Regions from separate parts of the Mus musculus genome. Here region 2 is linked to region 1. The links are chromatin contacts, found by Hi-C or POLR2A ChIA-PET in ENCODE. All regions are on one chromosome and are shown on one strand. The core of a region is the stretch at or near the end of the contact, and the rest is flanking DNA. Distances in the headings are between cores, read along the strand shown. Region 1 holds the start of Mpp6 (membrane protein, palmitoylated 6 (MAGUK p55 subfamily member 6)). Region 2 holds the start of C530044C16Rik (RIKEN cDNA C530044C16 gene).

Region 1 (3,472 bases), core at 226-2,725:
TGTGGTGAAGTGGGAATTGAAAGGGCAACCTTCTAAAGGTTTACAGGTCTGGGGTAGAGTGCTGTAGGAAGGAGCCACTGAGTATCCAGAAAAGTAAGAAAACCCCGAAGAGTCCACACCACCGTGAGAGGTCAAACCATGATACTCTCTGCCTATGTCTTACTTCTCACCTTTGGGCACCGAGCCCACTCGGTCTCATTTCACAAGGTGAACTTGGCTATAGGGGACCACAATACCTACCCAAAGTTACTCCGTGCTCCTCGGCACATTCCACTTTTCTTAATTGCTTCCAATTTCCTTTTCTCAGGTTTGCTGTTCCAGGAAAAAGGGTTCTAAATTAACGCTCTACAAAGTCCCCCTACATGTTGGTTTGCAAAATTAATGATCCTCATGGCAGAGCAAATTAATCTTTGATGCTTGGTTGACGCTAAAGACAAAACTCACTGGGGCCCTCTTAAGACACAGAATCAGAGTCGTCCCCCACCCCCGCCCCTTTTCCCTTCCGTGCCAGCTACATCCACAAAGTAGGCAGTGCATTACATCTCAGAAGCCCATCTCTGAATCTTGTCGTCAGTCTGTGCAGGGGCTGTGCAAGGTGCTCAGAAGCTAGGAGAGGCTACGCAGTGGAAGCCACCAGATAGATGGTCACAGGAGAAGTTCCACTTGCACTTTCTACAGCTACTGAGGAGACGTGTTGCTCCACTGAAAGAACACTACTTGCTTCAATTTTAGGGAGACTATGACAGCATCTGCGAGAGCCCACAGCACAGGTCTGAGGGCTTGCAGAGAGATCTCAGAAAGGACTGGAAGCTCTCGCACTGCTACTGTAGTTCTAGCCAGAAGCGTTTGCTACATTGCAATGCTCAATTCCTTTTAGCTTAAAAAAAAAAAAAAAATTAAAGCTACACGCCTGTCAAAAGGACACTTTCTGAGAGGGCACCCATCAGCAATCATCCCACTCCGCGCAGGGTCGCGGCTGGAGGCACGGTACTCCGTCCTCCTCCTCCCAGGTCTGGGAAAGCCAGATGTTTGGGAGGGTCTGGCTAAGCCCGCTCCACGATCCCGCCCGAGCCCTGGCACTATGAAAGAAGCTAGTGTCCTTTCATTTGTCGGGTGTGAACCATAGCCTCGGGTTGGGCCTTTGGGAGAAAATTCAGTCCCCCTTCAAGTCCACCTCCGAGTCAGGGCTGTAAGAAGAGTGGCGGGCGCGGGCTCCAGGACTCTCGCGTCTCCTTTGTGCTATAAGCCGCTCTCGGCCGGTTCCCGCTCCTCTCCCACAGAACGTGGAGGACGCGCGCTGGGCCAGGGCGACCCTAAGGGACCCGCCCGCAGGGCCCTCTGGTGGTAGCACCTGGCGGCCAGGCCACAACCGAGGGGCGGGGCCGGGCTGGGCGGGGGTTGGCGGGGGAGGGGGGGAATCTCCGCGCGCACGAGTCCGCGCGCTCGCCGCGTCCGGCGCACGCGCGAGGCCGGGAGGAGCGCGCCCCGGCGGCGACGGCGGGAGCGGAGCGGCTGAGAGAGGCTGGCCGCGCGGGCCGGCGGGCAGCGGCAGCGCCCGGAGCCGGGCGAAGGGCGAGGCCGGCGGGGACGGCGGAAGTCGCCCGCCCGACCGCGAGCCCCTGAGTCGGTAGATGGGGCTGCGCGGCGCCCGCGACTGATGAGTGGAGCGGCGGCGCGGAGGCGGCCGAGGTGCGAGCCGGTGAGTGGCGGCCCCACGCGGTGCGGTAACGGCCGGCCCCGGAGCCCCAAGCCCGGCGGCGCCACGCGGGCCCCGCCCCTGCCACCTGGGCGCGGGAGCCGTGGCGTGTCCCTCGCGCGCCCCTCGCCCCACGCGTCCCCCGCGGGCCGCCCCTTCCGGGCGGGGCCGGCCGCCTCCCTCTGCGGCGCGGGCGCCTCGGCGTGGACCCGGGCGGGCGAGCGAGCGGGCTGGCGCTGGGACTGACACCTTTGGGGGCTCAGAGATCCCGGGGAGGAGGCTTGCTGCAACTCCTGCTGCCACTTCCGAGCCACGAGGTTCCAGTTGTTTGGCTAAAGTGGCGGTGGGCGAGCACACGCCTCTGCGGGGGCGGTCGCCGCTCAGCGCGTGCTCTCCGAGCTGGACACATTTGCCTGAAAGCAGAAAGGTGCCTGCCTTCTCTTCCCCCACTTCTATTTTGGCCGGACGGCAGGCCGGAGGGGAGTAGATGCAAGATCGGACAGCGCGGTGACAGCTTGTGGATTGGTTGGGGTGTCTTTGGTTATTTTTCTTGCTGGGGGGACTCTTTTTTTTTTTTTTTAACACTTTATTGGGAGTTTATTCTCAAGGTACCAGTTCCTGGGATCGCAGCTCGAGAAAACATTCATTAAGCTCCCCTTTTCTGGGGTGAGTATTTGTGTAGGTGGGGAGAAGGGTGAGGAAGAGACTCAAGGCTGTAGGCAAGGCTCAGAAAATTCTCCGCATTACTCAAAAAGCAGCCGGTTAAGGTCAGGCTAGCCATGCTTTTACTCTTTTCCTACGCCTCTGGGAATTCTTGGAATTTTACTTTAGCCCTCCTGAATGGGGTTCCTTGTCATATAGCTGACAGCATTCGGGGTGCGTTAAATTGGTCTTCACTTGGAATATGAGTTAGCAGCCATTTCTTCCCATGTGGTGTTTCAGGTCATTATTTCTTTTTTGGAAACTTACATACGTCTCATGTGTACTAAAACTATCTCAGCCTTGGTTAAGGGTAAATTTTGGTACACTGGTCAAACAATGCACCAGCCTTTGGCTGTGTAGTTATGATAAACTACTAGGCCTGATTGTAGTTTTGTGGTTAGAGGCCTTATTGCTCTGTAAACAAATAACTTTGGGGGTTGTTTCATTTTGAGGTCATTTGTTTCTTAAAGCTTTCATATATTTAAATTATTAAATTATTGTTTAAATACATACATTGCTCTATAAGGCTCATGTTTCTTTTATTCCAAATTAGGGTTACATAATGCAAAAATGGTTACACTTTGAGTTGCTCTATTTTGTCCTATGGAGACTACAGGCTATGTAGGAGCGCGGGCTTATGGTGTGTGTGTGTGTGTGTGTGTGTGTGTGTGTGTCTTGTAATTATTGCAGTGAATCTCATTTCCACCTTGGAATATTGAAACACACACACACACAAAGTTTTGAGGTAAAAATATCAAGCTGTTAGAGTTAAGTTTGATAGCTCTGTACAAGACAATCCTTTTTTCTCCTCTTCAGGAAAACTGTTGGATTTTATAATTTTTTTAAAAAAAATATTTGAGGGAGCAATTTGCTTTTTTTCCTAAGCTCATTTTTTTTTTCCCCCTGAAGCTGAAATTGTGTCAGAAGGCTACCCAGGCTGCTTCTCTCCTTTCCCTTTAAATTTGAGATTGAAAACAAAAAAGACAGTCACAAGACCCTGGGTACCTGTTTTATAATGTTTTAAAATTGTGTTGCTTGTTTGACTATATACCATACCTATATGAGCTTTACCTC
Region 2 (3,228 bases), core at 270-2,769, 670 kb after region 1:
ACTCGAAGAGGAGGCTGTTCTATGTGTTTCATGTCTTTATCTTGTCACAGTTCATGAAATTGACATGGTCACCTCCGTTCAGTAAGAAGACATTGAGGCTCAGGGACAGTAACTAGCTTGTGCAAGGTCACCTAAGCCTGTCAGTGACAACTGAAAAAATTAAGTCAGACCTCCTGTCTCCAAAGTCCCTCTGAATTCGCAGACCTCTCCAGCAAGGGTTCTGGAAGGATGTTAGGGAAGGCTGACATTCCAGCCAGACCTGGAAGTGGGACAAATTCAACTTGACTCCTTGCTGAGAGATGGAGTATATGTTAGGCAACCAATCCAGACAGGAGCGTATGACAAGGTTCTAGATTGGTTCCAGGCCAGTGCCAAGCAAGCCGCACTCAGAAGTGAGGTAAGGTTAGCTGATGGTACCATGGCTTAAAGGTTTCCCATGCTTTCATGCTCTGATGGAAATTGACTCTGCTTTTCCTTAATTTGCTAGGGAAACTTCTAGAGAAAAGAAACTCTTTTCTTGCATGGAGAGGTGACAGGAGTGTTTGCATACCTGGATGGCCCCAGAGAATTTATAGCCAATCCCTGGAGCTAGCTCGCTCGCTCTCTCTCTCTCTCTCTCTCTCTCTCTCTCTCTCTCTCTCTCTCATTAATTTTATTTATTTAATGTATGAGTGCTCTATAGCATACATATCTGCCTGCCTGAAGAGGGCATCAGATTCCCCTATAGATGGTTGTGAGCCACCATGTGGTTGCTGGTTGCTGGGAATTGAACTCATGACCTCTAGAAGAGCAGCCAGTGCTTTTAACTGCTGAGCCATCTCACTAGCCCCACTGTAAAGGTTTCGGAACCATCCAAAAAGCATGCACCAATTCTTTCCCTTCCTCTGTCCGTGATGCAGCAGCATTAGAGAATCCAGGAGGTTGAACCTATGTGACAAATAATTTGTGTCCAAAACTCCAGCTATGAGGAAGCTCATCGGTGTAGAAGGAGATGAAGTCAAGGCCGTGTGGGAGGGGAGATCTGAGTCCCGATCCTCAGCTCCTGCTGATGATGTGACATCATGACATCCTGGCACCCTCCATAGAGCTCTCAAGAGGCAAGGCAGGCTGCTCTTCAAACCAGCTCCTGGAAGGGAGAACACTGCCAAGCAAGGGACAAATCTGACTGAGATGTAACTTATAAAACATAGGGAAATGACAACGTGAACAGTTATTTTTCTCTGGAGACACACATAACAAATGGCACATTCAAATCAGCGCTGCGAATGTTAAGTAGTCTCTACATGTGCCTGGCCCTGTGACTACACAGTGCGGATTCCTGGGCTCTCCTTTCAGTCACTAAGAAGGTTTTCCCTAGATTCCCTACTGGGAACCATCTCCCAGGGATTTCTGGTTCAGGATGGCTGAAGCCCAGTGGGTCCTGTGACTCTGGCTTTCTGATGCAAGGGCCATCTGAGTTCATTTTGAGATGCTGAGACCAACCCCTATCCATTCAGAAGCCATTCGGTGTCCCTTCTTCAATTAGTTCCTTATCGTGGGGCTGCTGAAAGCATTGTGAGTATCCAGAGATGAATTAATGAGGGCTGAAAAGATCCAGAGATAGTTACATGCAAAGATGAAAAGGGCCCATTAGAATATCGGGATAAATAAAATCTGCCCTCCGCCCATTTCAGAAGACTTAATGGAACGTCGCAAAGTGTTCAGAAGGAGTTGTTCTGAGGCCTGGAGGGAGGCAGACACCGCCATTCCTGTCTGATACTTGGGGCTGTAGCTGCTGCAATCCACTCAGGCCCTCAGCTCTGGTCCAGGTCAGTGTGATGTTAGGGATAAATGTGTGTGGGGCATCCTTAGAACAAAGCCAGGGAATCGGGAATTTAAATCACTCTGATTTATGCCCAGCTTGTCAACTCTCCTGGGCTTTAGAAATGCTGAATATTCGAGCATTTGCTTTCAGATGTGGCACTTGCTTTCAGATGTGAGGTGGGGCTTGTTCCCAGTTGATTATTAACAATGGGGACCCTGACACTTCAGTGATGCTCAGCTGAAACCTTTAAACTCATCCATTCCTGCTTTGTGACGTGCTAGAGATTCCACGAATTAAGAAAAAAACACTCTATAGGAACATCATCTGACTTTTTTGAGCAGTATTTCTGCGACCAGTTAGTTACCTTGGGGGCGGGGGGCGGGGATGGAGGCTTAAGCATCCTTTATCTGTGTTCACACATCTGAGCTGCCACTCTCTTACTGAGTGTTGGGAATGCACATCAAGTCTATACTAACGAAAAATTCTTTCCTGAAGAGGAGACAATGGCGGGATACTCCTCTACCGCCTGTATTGTGGCTGCTTATTATGTATCTAACAGTGTTCCATGCTGAGCAGAAAACCTGGTTCCTCCTGCCCACGCGGTTACTATAAATGTTTCAATCAATCCCTTTCATGCAGCACAGAGCACAGGAAGCACAATGTGCAGTGACTAAACAAGCCATTTAAATTCTTCTCAGGCAGAGAGGTTAAGAGAGAGGTGGGGGGAGGAGCGGCGAGAGCAGAGATGGCCAAGGTACTGCATTCAAATGTTTTTGATGGGTTTCTAAGATACTTGTCTCTTTTCTCCGAAACAAATGCATTCATGTCCCAGGAAGGAAGGCAACGGAGGAAAATGCTCGCTGGTGAGCTCATGAGAAATGCCAAAGGAGTTGTTTGTGTCGAGCTTCAAATATCAGGGTTTCTTTATTGTGGAGCTTTGAGGCTCAGAGTCAGGCCAAGTGTTTCCATGACAACTAATAGATGTTATGTTTATTTACTGAGCAGCGGGTGAATGACGCATCAGCAACTGACATTTTAGTTTCTTTCTCCTTTTTCTCCCCTCTCCAGTAAAGGTTTGTTTTACTGGATGAAAATGGCTCCATCTTCCGTTTTATTCATCAGAGCTTCTAAGGTGAAAATAAACCTCAGTTTAATAGGATTCAGTTATTCCATGAAACACACGTTGAGGTCCCGTCCCTTTATGGGCCTCAGAGAGCCTTTACAGTGGGCAGTTGCTGGTGAGAAGATGAATTGCAAAGCAAAAAGCAAATTTTGGGTTTTACTCACTTGAAAATGATCTAACAACTGCATTCTGAGTGATGTAAATTTACACAGGTCTCATTAATGTCCTCTAGATTCCATATGACCTTGTTTATGCTCCTACTAATACATTCATAAAAGGGGGCCAATTAAGACTTGTAACA

The links. Hi-C counts contacts between places; a loop is a spot of excess contacts on that map. ChIA-PET counts read pairs that join two places held with the same protein, here RNA polymerase II (POLR2A).
Region 2: a map of left cerebral cortex shows a loop between it and region 1 (7-fold over the local background). The contact joins the promoter of C530044C16Rik here to the promoter of Mpp6 in region 1. A Hi-C loop is called at or near these places in 1 of 37 maps with a recorded cell type or tissue (left cerebral cortex). POLR2A ChIA-PET finds 5 or more read pairs at or near these places in 1 of 5 experiments (embryonic stem cell).

What each region holds. Positions count from the first base shown.
Region 1 is chr6:50,108,766-50,112,237 of GRCm38, forward strand. Mpp6 (membrane protein, palmitoylated 6 (MAGUK p55 subfamily member 6)) reads left to right here and starts at 1,476. Exons shown (of 13, transcript NM_019939.2): 1 at 1,476-1,699. Gm38805 (a long non-coding RNA gene) reads right to left here and starts at 1,392. Exons shown (of 3, transcript XR_869061.1): 1 at 1,175-1,392; 2 at 241-312.
Region 2 is chr6:50,774,596-50,777,823 of GRCm38, forward strand. It overlaps C530044C16Rik (RIKEN cDNA C530044C16 gene), which reads left to right and starts at 1,520. Exons shown (of 5, transcript NR_045984.1): 1 at 1,520-1,554; 2 at 1,674-1,808.